Regions from separate parts of the Homo sapiens genome. Here all the other regions are linked to region 2. Evidence: read pairs that join two places in POLR2A ChIA-PET (ENCODE). Cell type or tissue: OCI-LY7. All regions are shown on one strand. Region 1 overlaps LOC101928911 (a long non-coding RNA gene). Region 2 overlaps LOC101928911 (a long non-coding RNA gene). Region 3 holds the start of LOC124901528 (small nucleolar RNA U13).

Region 1 (4,000 bases), 61 kb before region 2:
ATATTCTTAAGAAAAGATATACCAACTAAAAAGCATAGCAAATAACATACTTCTTAAGGAAACTCTACAGATAGTTTCCAGAACATGCAGTTTCTAAAGTTCACAGTGGTTCTAATGCATCATTTTTAAATAAACTCAAAGTTCACTGAACAATGTATTATTAGAGTGGCTCCCTTTTGGGAGAAATAATAATATATCATTCCATAAGATTACCAAGCAGATACCTGGGGACACCTTCCAAAAGTCAGCATCCTTACCTCAAATTTCATAATCAACTCCATTGGTGGACCACAGTGAACTGACTAGTGTCAGGCCTCTGAGCCCAAACCAAGCCATCGCATCCCCTGTGACTTGCACGTATATGCCCAGATGGCCTGAAGTAACTGAAGAATCACAAAAGAAGTGAAAATGCCCTGCCCTGCCTTAACTGATGACATTCCACCACAAAAGAAGTGTAAATGGCCGGTCCTTGCCTTAACTGATGACATTCCACCACAAAAGAAGTGAAAATGGCTGGTCCTTGCCTTAAGTGATGACATTACCTTGTGAAAGTCCTTTTCCTGGCTCTTCCTGGCTCAAAAAGCTCCCTCACTGAGCACCTTGCAACCCCCACTCCTGCCCACCAGAGAACAAAGCCCCTTTGACTGTAATTTTCCTTTACCTACCCAAATCTTATAAAACGGCCCCACCCCTATCTCCCTTCGCTGACTCTCTTTTCGGACTCAGCCCGCCTGCACCCTGGTGATTAAAAGCTTTATTGCTCACACAAAGCCTGTTTGGTAGTCTCTTCACACGGACGCGCATGAAAACTAGCATCAAGAGGATGTTGGCCATCTGAAAAGCTTGGTATTTTTAAACAGACACAACTAAAAGGAGAAAGGATTGCCTGAGATAGAGAACCTTGGAAATGGTGATGTTAAAGCAACTAACGTTCCAACCTCCTGCCAGCATAGAGTCCCACTGCCTTGACAGTTTCAGGGAAAGGAGGAAGACACATGAGACTGACAATTATAACACATCCTTTAACATTAATTCCTGTGGATACACAAGGACAAATCATCAAACTATCTATTTGACATGACTCAGAGAAGCACTAGGTTCAAATAACCTTGCATGGATCCATGAAGAACAGCCTGAGAGGTAGTTCTTCTACTACAGGGTTGATCTACATGTTATGTAGATAAGGGAGGCAGAATTAGAGCTAATTTCCTCCAGAGATTCAAGTCTAGTCTACATTATATTCTCATTAATTACTTATCAAAATATGGCTTAACACTTAGTCAAAGGCCAGACCGAAGTATAATCGAGCCGAGTGGCTTGATGTCAGTCCAAGCACCATAGAGTATCATTACAGTGAAGACTTGAATTACAATGCACAGCTTAGTCCTTCAGATGACACAAAGTAGGGTGGAGCTGTTTGGCAGTCATGGTATCCTAATTAAAAGCACTTGTAATTTTAAAAATAGGAAAAGATGCTCAACTTCATTAGTCATCAAGGAAGCACAAATTAAAGCACATGTGATGCAATTACATACCACTAGAATGGCTAAAATGAAAAAGACTGACAATACAAAGTGTTGGTGAAGGTGTGGAGCAATAAGCACTCTCAAACTCATGGGGGTTTAAATTGGCCCAACCAGTTTGGAAAAACTGTTTGTCAATATCTAGTAAAGCTGAGCATACACATACCTGATGACTCCACGATCCCATCTCTAGGTCTATACCCAACAGAAATGGGTACGCATGTTCACCAAATCACTTCCACCTTTAGGCTATTGTAAAGAGTGCTGCTATAGATATTCTTCACAGAGTATTCAAAAGTTCGAAAACAGGCAAAACCAATCGATGGTGTCAAGAAGTCAGAATAGTGATACTATTGGGGCAGGGAGAGAATGTTGCTGGTAATATTCTGTTTCTTGATCCAGACATTGGTTACACAGGTCTGCTCACTTTGCCAAAAAAAAATTTTTTTTTTTGAGATGGAGTCTCGCTCTGTTGCCCAGGCTGGAGTGCAGTGGCGCGATCTCGGCTCACTGAAAGCTCCACCTCCCGGGTTCATGCCATTCTCCCACCTCAGCCTCCCATGTAGCTGGAACTACAGGCGCCCACCACCATGCCCGGCTAATTTTTTTGTGTACTTTTAGTAGAGACAAGGTTTCACCATGTTAGCCAGGACGGTCTCGATCTCCTGACCTCATGATCCGCCCACCTTGGCCTCCCAAAGTGCTGGGATTACAGGTGTGAGCCACCATGCCTGGTCCACTTTGCAAAAATTTATTGAGCTGTCTACTTATAATTTGTATACTTATAATAGTATTGTATTCTATATGATATGGCCGAATTTTGTCCCCACAAAATTATATGTTGAAGCCCTAATACCCAATGTGATGGTATTTGGAGCCAGGACCTTTGGGAGATAAATGGGTTTAGATGAGGTCATAAGAATGGGGCTCTCATGATATGATTAGTGTCCTTATAATAAGAGACACCAGGGAGCTTGGTCTCTGTCTTTCTGCCATGTGAGGACACAGCAAAAAGGCGACTGTCTGCAGTCTAGGAAGGAGGTACTCATTGGAACCAAATATGCCAGCACCTTGATTTTGGACTTCCCAGCCTCCAGAGCTATGAGAAATAAATGCCTGTTGTTTAAGCCACATAGTCAAGGGTATTTTGTAAGAGCCCGGCAAAAGGAGGAAGCTAGGCATGTGTGAGGCCACCTTCATCATTTTCTTCCTATAATCAAATTGGACACAGGAAACGATTTCCTTATAAAAAGAGAATTGAAAGAGTCAATATAAGTTCCCCCAAGTTATTCCTCCTTGATTATTTGGGTCTGTCAAGTGAAGTGCTTACAGTTTTAATGGCCAGACAGTGCTTACAACTTTAGCTGTGTTTTGCCTGTGTAAAGACAAGTTTGGTATTCAACGCTAAGACTAACAAAGTTATAGAAAAATGCATAAGTGCAATTTTAACTCTATTAGAGATGCAAACCTTTGGGAACATGGATATGTGCTTTTACCTATTTTAAGTGTGAAAATGGAATGTGATTAAGAACAACCACCCTGTTAGATAATATGCATCTTTAGAAATGGACCTGTGATAAGCTTTTAGTGGTAATTTAGTAACTAGCTATAAATATTGACCATAAAACTTAGTTAGCAGAGCATCTCAGAATGTTTTTATTTATTAATAATGAAAGTTTATAGAGCTCTTTCTGGAATGGTTGTTTGGGCCCAGAATCTAACTTCACACCACTCTTTGGTCTGTGTCTGCCTGAGGCAGTGATTCATCTTAGACATCCTCTGGAGACCCCTCCAACTTCTGTGGTTCTGCAATAAAGAGATAACCTACAAGAAAGAAATCAGCATGCAAAGAAAACATCTTCATTGGAACACTCGTTCTGGTATGGATTCTCCAAATTATCTTTTCCTAGGAATTCGAGACTATTGTTCCTTCTTAAATCGGGAAGAAGAATATTTAGGTATAAATCTCCTACACTTCCTGATCTCCACAACAGAAAAAAGAATCAAACAATTTATCACTCTGATACTGAATCGAGAGTGGTTAAAAGTAGTAAATTAGTAGAGAATCTTATGGCTGTACAGAGCCACAGTAAAATAATCAGCAAGATAAGAAAAGAGAAAGAAAACGAGCAACAGAGAGAGAACCAAGGAGATTCCAGGTAAATAATTCTCATTTTTTTAGGATATTGGCCTGAGGCATTTTTGTGAATTTTAGATAAAGATATTCAGCCTCTGCAGAAACCTTTAATGAAACACCCAACCCAACAATAATGTATTTTCCTGCTGTGGCAGAAGACTGCAATTCCATTTTCCAATGGTCATGATCTATATTTCTGCACAAGAAAGAGGGCCAAGTAAACAGGATTTTTCCATAAGGCAATTAAGGTAGAACATGGATTAGGATGAAAATAAAATGACTCTTTATCTTCTTTTATGTAAATATTTTTCCTAATATACCACCTGCTGGAAGCCCGTGG
Region 2 (4,000 bases):
CTATATCATTCACAATATGCACAACATGATCCAAAATTACAAGACATAAGAAAAAATGGGAAAATATGACTCATATACAAGAAAAATGACAATCAATGGAGACTCCTAAGATGATTTATATGTTGGAATTAAGAAACAAAAGTTTTAAAACAGCCATTATAATTACGCTCAAATATATAAAGGAAATATACTCATAACAAATGAGCAGAAAGAAAATCACAACAGAGAAATAGAAAAGAACCAAATGAAAATACTAGAATTACAAAATATAATATCTGCAATTTTAAAAACTCACTGATGGGCTTAACAATGAATTGGAAATGACAAAGGAAAGGGTCAGTAAATGTGAAGATAGATCAAAAGAATTACCCAATCTAAAAACAGAAAAGTCTGGGGGTGGTGGCTCATGCCTGTAATCCCAACACTTTGGGAGGCCGAGGCGGGCAGATCACCTGTGGTCAGGAGTTCAAGACCAGCCTGGCCAACATGGTGAAACCCCGTCTCTGCTAAAAATACAAAATTAGCCGGGCATGGTGGTGAGTGCCTGTAATTCCAGCTACTCTGGAGGCTGAGACAGGAGAATCGCTTGAACCCGGGAGGCGGAGGTTGCAGTCAGCCGAGATTGTGCCACTAGACTCCAGCCTGGGCAACAAGAATGAAACTCTGTCTCAGAAATAAATTAAAAATATAAATAAAAACAGAAAAAAAATTGAAAAAGAGGAGAGCCTCCAGGACTTGTGAGAAAGCAAAGAATAACATGTATAACATACACGTAATTATAGTCCCAGAGGAAGAGAAAAGAGAAGGAATGGGACACAAAAAATTTCTGAAGAAATAATGAGAGGAAGATTACCAAACTTGCTAAAGGACATACATTTAAAGATTCAGTAAACCCCAAGCAGGATAAATACAAAGAAAACTATACCTATGTACATCTTACCCAAACTGTTGAAACCCAAAGACAAAAAAAAAAATCTTGGAAGCATCAGAGTAAAGCACTCATTATATACAGGAAAACAATACAGATGATAGCTGATTTCTCATTAGGAAAAAAAAAAAAAAGAAGCCAGAAGAGAGTAAAAAAAAAATTTTTTTTTTTTTGAGACAGAGTTTCGCTCTTGTCACCCAGCCTGGGGTGCAATGGCTTGATCTCGGCTCACTGCAACCTCCACCTCCCAGGTTCAAGTGATTCTCCTGCCTCAGCCTCCTGAATAGCTGGGATTACAGGCACACACCACCACGCCCAGCTAATTTTGTATTTTTAGTAGAGACAGGATTTCACCGTGTTGGCCAGGCTGGTCTCAAACACCTGACCTCAGGTGATCTGCCCGCCTCTGCCTCCCAAAGTGCTAGAATTACAGGTGTGAGCCACTGTGTCCGGCCAAGAGTAAAATATTTTTAAGGTGCAAAAGGAAAAATGGTAAAACCTAGAGCTAGGATTCTATATCTAGTAAAAATATCCTTCAAGACTGAAGGCAGAATAAAGACGTTTTCTTATAAATGAAAACTAACAATGTTTGCTGTCTGCACCACAAGAAATGCTTAAGAAAGTTTTTCAGGCTAACAGGAAATGATAGCAGATGGAAATTTGGATTTCCCAAAACATTCTTTACAAATGGTAACTAGATGGGTAAATATAAAAAACAATATTTATTATTTTTCTCTAAAATACGTATCACTGTTGAAAGTAAAAATTATAGCATCATAATTGAGGGGTTTAAATCATGTGTATATGGAATATATATAACACCTGTAGTATAAAGGAGGAAGTTGATGGTAAAGCACAGATGGCCAGTGAAAGCGAAACTCCCTGGCAGACTTCATTTTTTATGTATAACTTACATTTAGTAAAGTGCAAAGATCTAAGTGTGCACTTGATGAATTTATGCGCATAACCACCACCGAGATCAAGATTTAAAATATTCTGACTCCCCCAAAACGTTCCCTTGTGTCCCTTCCCATTTGATGCCACTCATCTCGCCTCTATCACCATAGATTAGTGTTACCTGTAGACACCCATTTTCTCCATGTTTCCTTTTCCCACTTCTCAGTCCTCTGTTTTCCCTTGTTGCCTTTAGGGCTGTATTGGCACCTCTGTCAAAGGCTCATTAGAGGGATATGTATATCTATTCCTCAGAGCTACATAGATAAATTAATTTCTAAAACAAATTAATTTCTATTCCTCAGAGCTACATAGATAAATTAATTTCTAAAACAAGAGGCATGGAGCCGAGGAAGACAAAAGGGAGTATGAGTAGAAGAACGGGATTCTTCCCTGAACATGCCCTGCTTACTAGCTACATGGAATGAAAACAAGCACCACTTATGTTTCATCGAAACTCCACTTTCTCCAACAAGCCTGTAAAAGCCATGGAGTCTGCCTGTCATGATCCAGCAGGCAGGACTTCTGGTCCCAACTTTCTCAGATTTTACAGCCTCTGTAAGTGTGCTTCAAAGCTCTTCCCCAGGGCTGTTCCAGCAGCACCGAGTGCCCACAGCAGCCAAAGGCACCCTCACATCAAGTCCCAGAACTTGATAATGATGATGTTGGCCTTGAGTGGAGGGTTGCTGATTAGGAGACAGTAGGTGGGGGAATGCAGCAAGCTCTGAACACAAGTTAATTAATGACCACAGTGTGTGCAGTTAATGCTAACATCAAAAGCCAGCAGCATGAAGGGCTCTTTGATCTCCAGTTCAGTACCCTTTCAAGTTGTCCCCTTTATCTTGCCCAGAAAGTTCTTGCTTCTTTCTGCCTTGATTTTTAGGAAGAATTTTAATAAGAATGACCTCCAGCCCCATCCACATACCCCGTGGCAAGCAGGAAATGGGCTAGAGCAGCATCCTGAATACACAGTTAGATCCCTGCATCTCATTGTTACCAAAAGGCTCCAGTTCCCAGTGACATAAAGTGGAATCACAGCTGTCCTTTTAAAAAAAGCTTGTGCACAGGAAACCTGTATAAGAAGGTTCTCAGCAGCATTCTTGATAGGAGTCAAAAGCTAGAAACAGCTAAAATGTCCAGCAACAATAGAATGAATACATTGCTGGGTGTTCTAACAATGGAATAATATATATCCATGAAAATGGACATGACACAGCTCCATGTGACCACATAGATGTATTTAACAGGCATAATAATGGATGAAAGAAGCCAGGAGTAAAATAATAAATGCTACATAATCTCATTTATATAAATTTAAAAACATGCAAGACTAAATTATAATGTTTCTAGGGTGAATAGTTAGGCAGCAAAAGCATAAAAGAGAAGCAAAGAAACAATTACATTAAAATCAGGGAGGACAAGGGCTTCACTCCTTCAGAAGAAACTAAAAGACTTTCTGTGAAAAAAAATTAATGATACCCAATGTTAGCAAAGATGTAGGAAAAGAGGCATTCTTGTACAATTCTAGTGGGAGGGTGAATTGGTACATCATTTCCATTACTTTTGTAACCTAACTATTCACCTAGAAACACTGTAATTTAGCCTTGAGTGTTTTGAAATTTATATAAATGGGCTCATACAGCAAGTTGGCAATGTGAATTAAATGTCTTATAAAAATGCACGCTGGTTGATCCACGAATTTCCTTTTGATCTCAAGGAAGTTATCAGCTGGGTACTTCAAGATCTATACACAAACCTGTTCATTTCAACATTATTTATAAAAATGGTTTCTAGTAGCACACCCAGATATTTGGATCTTACCAAATACCTTGCAGCAGAGCTATATGGAGATGCAAATATTTTCACCAAATATTATTGAAAACATTTCTCATGTGGTCCATTTTTAATTATAGAAAGCATAAATACATATTTAAATGTGTTGTAGGATATTTCACAAAATGTTAACATGACCCTGGGCAAGGAAAAATCATGGGTGATATATTTTTCATCAATAGTCTGTATTTTATGTATTTTTTCCCAAAAATGGACATGCATTTTAACTGTATAAAAAATTCAAGGCCGGGCACAGTGGCTCATGACTGTAATCCCAGCACTTTG
Region 3 (4,000 bases), 81 kb after region 2:
GTTTGAGGATGGCCCATCTCACACATGTGCATGATCACCCAATCATCTTGCTCATGAACTACAAAAGGATCTAATATGTATTCTTTCAGATACATATTACACACACACACACACACACACACACACACACACGCAAATATATATATGTGTGTGTATACATATATGTATGTACCCCGAATATACTATGTATAGTACATAATACATACTCTATATGTTAACAAAAATGGGGTCATATTATCCACTCTTTTCTGTGCCTTGCTTTTTTTATTTTTCTGAGATAGAGTCTTGCTCTGTCACTCAGGCTGGAGTGCAGTAGCATGACCTTGGCTCACTGCAACCTCTGCCTCTTGGGTTCAAATGATTCTCGTGCCTCAGCCTCCCAAGTAGCTGGGACTACAGGTGTGTGCCACCATGCCTGGCTAATTTTTGTATTTTTAGTAGAGACAGGGTTTTACCATGTTACCCAGGCTGGTCTTAAACTCCTGACCTTACGTGATCCACTTGCCTCTGTCTCCCAAAGTGCTGGGATTGCAGGCATGAATCACCATGCCTGGCTTTTTTTTTTTCTCTACAATTTGTCATATACATTTTACATACCGATCCATCTCATTCTTTATAATTTTTATAATGGTCTCTCAGCATTCTTTTGTACCATAATCTCTGCCCTCCGCTGAAGGGCATATAGGATGTTCTAAGTTTTTCTTAAATACTGAAATACTGCAATAAACATATATGTAGATATATGCCTATGCATGTTCTGATTATTTCCTTAGGATAAATTTGTGTAAGTAAAATAACTGGGTTAAAGCTTATGCACATTTAAAATATTAAAACATAATGCCCAATAGGACACCAGAAAAATCATATCACCTTCCTCTCTTAGCAAGTTTCCTTCAGTTACCTTTATTTTTCATTGTTGCCAATCTGACAGTCCAAAAAAAAAATTAGTACCTCACATTGTTGTACTAATTTGCATTTCTTTGAATATTAGTGAAGACGAGTATCTTTTCAAGTGTTTGTTAGCCATTTGGTTTTTTTCTTCTACAAATTGTTTGAAATTATGTGTCTGCACTACTCAATCTGTTTAATCCCCCCATCCCATATATACGTACATTTGATTGAGAGTATCAGGGGCAGGTATGTGATAGGAGCTGAGCCAATAAATTCCCTCTTCCAGGAATTTGGGTTGGAGAATAGGGCACCTCTAGTCTGCTGTATTTAAGCCAGGAAATCATGCAGTGCTGTCTGGGTCAACAATTTTTTATCATGTACATCATAAAAAGGAGAAAGTAGGTTTGCAGAATGAAAAGAAACAGGGATACCTTGGAAGCAGAAGAGATGAGGGCTTGTGGCCTTGATCACATCCTTTCTCCAGGCCTGTGAGAAAGTTCTGTGTCCTTAAGCTAGTTTGATTGGATTTCTGTTAAGATAAGCAGTATCACAAGTTCTCTTCATAGGAATGTTAGGGTGGGGAGGGAGGAAATGGTTTTGAAAGAATATTCTGATCTTTATTTTCCTCCCTCCTGGTTCCTAAGAAGCCCAAAGAGACCCTAACAAATCTGGGATCCCAAGCTTTGAGGCAAGCCAAAGCAAAAAATTGCACAATGGACCACATGTGTCATCACTGTATTACTCCTTCAACTTGCTCTTCTAGGATTCCCCATCTGATCAGTTGCCACTCAGCTCCCTGTCAGCCTGATCTCAATACTGCAGCGTTACCATAGTATTGGCTCTGTTTATTGAGCACTCACTATGTACTTGCTAAGTGCTTTGCATACATTAATTATTTGACCATAGTGCGTATATTATTGCTCAATTTGACAGAAAAGGAAATGATGGCTTAGGGAGGTTTAGTAAGTTGCCCAAGAACACTCAGCTAGAAAGTGGAGGAGCAGGTTTCCAGTTTCTGCTGTCTGATTCTGCTATACCTCCTGCTCCAGGCCAGCTTGGCGACTACAGCCCAGAACTTAGGGGACATTGGCTTCTAGGGCAGAATCGTGGTCTCCAAGATTACGACTTCAGGCGCCCTCTTACTACCACCTTCAGATCCTTGTCTTTCTTAGAACAGGAGGTACACTAATAACCTAGCAGCTAGCACATTTCTGGCCACAGGCAGCGCAGCCTCCCTGCCCACTTCCAGTGTGAGGTTTATGCCGGGACCCTTTGTTGAGTAAGCAAGCTCTGAAGGTTGTGCAGGTACGTCCTAAAGATGGGCTGGGTTTAACAAAGGTGTACTCACTCTCCTCTCTACACTGTCTTCCCTTAGACACAGGCTTCCCATCCCCCCTGTGGTCTATGTCCTCTATAATAATGATAGCAAACACTTATATAGAGTTGGTCATTCAAAGCCCTCTACATATACTAGCTCATTTGCTCCTCATATCAGCCCTTAGAGTTAGATACTATTAATATCCCTGTTTGGGAGGCCAAGGCAGGATGATTGCTTGAGGTTAGGAGTTTGAATCCTGCCTGGGCAATATAGTGAGACCCTGTTTTTACAAAAAATTAAAAGATTAGCTTGGCATGGTGGCATGTGCCTGTAGTTCCAGTTACTTGGGAGGCCGAGACGGGAAGATCACCTGAGCCCAGGAGTTTGAGGCTGCAGTGAGTTATGATTGTGCCACTGCACTCCAGCCTGGATGAAATGGATGATAGAGTGAGACTCTGTTTCTGAATAAATAAGTAAATACAAAAATAAATAACCATCCCTATTTCAAAGATAAGGAAATGGAAGCATAGACAGGTTAAGTGACATGCTCAAGGTCACACAGCTAGTAAACAGCAGCCAGGATTCCAACCCAAGTATCAGACACTCCTTTGAGTAGTTGATGAAAGCTAAGACTTGCTCCTTAGAAAAATGCATGTATTTGTGATTTTGTATAGTGTCAGGGTTTCATGTCAAGGAATCCCCCTATTGTAGGTCGAGCACTTTGCATAGGAGGGCTCAGAAAATTTAGATGTCCTCAGGGGCCAGGCAGGAATGTTAATGAGTGAAGGGGCTAGATGTGAAGAAAGACAGTGGGCCTGCAGAGTTTTTTCTTCCCAAAAGCACTCTGATGAGAACAACCAACCAAAGCAAATCCCCTATACTGGACCAGGAAAACTCACTTGTAAGCTGACCTCAATCAACTATTATACAATCAGTTGGCGCTTCTGTTAGAACACAGCATAGGCCCTTATTTGCTATAGACTCCCAGCAGGTCTGTCTGGTGATCCTAATATTCTGGTATGTTGAACTGCTCTCCCAGCTCAGGGTGGACCTACAGCTTATTCCAGGCAGAATCCCCCCATATGAACTCTAGAGCTGATTTCCACTTGACTTTCACCAAACCTCTGGGTATCCAGGACCCCAGCTACTCTTACTTGGGCTTCTGATGGGCTAAGGATGTTTTGAAGGTGCAGTTGTTCAGGTTGCATGAGGCAAATGGTGTTACTCCTGCAGACAGTCATGAACATGGAGAGGGAATAGCTGGCTCTCAGAGACTCTGGATTTAGGCAATGGCAGTTCCCAGCTCCCAGGTGGCTCCTGGACTCTGGAAGATGGCCCACTGTAGCTGAGATGTGTCTGGTTTCTGTCTTCCTGGCCTCTTCAGCCCAGTCCTCTCGTTTTTGATCCCCTAATCTCCCTCTTGTCTTTGTTCTTCCCTACACCCACTCTCAGGAAGTTAGAAATATTTTTCTAGTCCTGGGAAAGCTGCCCTCTCTCAATACTGCTGCTATTTTTTCTCAGTGGCACTTGCTCCATTTTGTTATTACTGCCTCAAAGCACTGGGCATAATTCGCTTAATAGGTTTAGGCTTTTTGGAAACACAAAAGCTAGAAACCATTTCTGCTTTCCACTTGGTAATGTTCCTCTTCTGAAGCAATGAATCACGTGCTCGAATGTGATGCAAGGAATACATGCTTGAATGGAATGGAGTGGGAGAGAAAAAGAAGGGTGGAAATATGGGAGAAAAAAGTTACCATTAATTATTAAAAATATTATTCTATCACATATTCA

What was found. ChIA-PET counts read pairs that join two places held together with the same protein. Peaks named below come from ENCODE experiments on the same cell type or tissue, not always from the same donor. Only the 100,000 strongest peaks of a DNase experiment are listed, where the experiment ranks them.
Region 1: POLR2A ChIA-PET joins it to region 2 with 5 read pairs; 3 of 35 experiments call an interaction of 5 or more read pairs at or near these places.
Region 3: POLR2A ChIA-PET joins it to region 2 with 7 read pairs; 7 of 35 experiments call an interaction of 5 or more read pairs at or near these places.

The regions. Positions count from the first base shown.
Region 1 is chr6:87,858,668-87,862,667 of GRCh38, reverse strand. All of the region lies in intron 2 of LOC101928911 (a long non-coding RNA gene), which reads right to left. Among named protein-coding and RNA genes, the nearest start is that of AKIRIN2, 160 kb to the right of the region's middle. RefSeq lists an enhancer at 167-980. In OCI-LY7, no CTCF peak of the experiment used is centred here; no DNase peak of the experiment used is centred here.
Region 2 is chr6:87,797,652-87,801,651 of GRCh38, reverse strand. All of the region lies in intron 2 of LOC101928911 (a long non-coding RNA gene), which reads right to left. Among named protein-coding and RNA genes, the nearest start is that of AKIRIN2, 97 kb to the right of the region's middle. RefSeq lists enhancers at 1,719-1,788, 2,427-2,928. In OCI-LY7, no CTCF peak of the experiment used is centred here; DNase peaks (open chromatin) are centred at 1,801, 2,621 and 2,931; H3K4me3 peaks cover 3,646 bases; H3K27ac peaks cover 4,000 bases.
Region 3 is chr6:87,716,985-87,720,984 of GRCh38, reverse strand. LOC124901528 (small nucleolar RNA U13) reads right to left here and starts at 70; the gene lies at 1-70. In OCI-LY7, no CTCF peak of the experiment used is centred here; no DNase peak of the experiment used is centred here.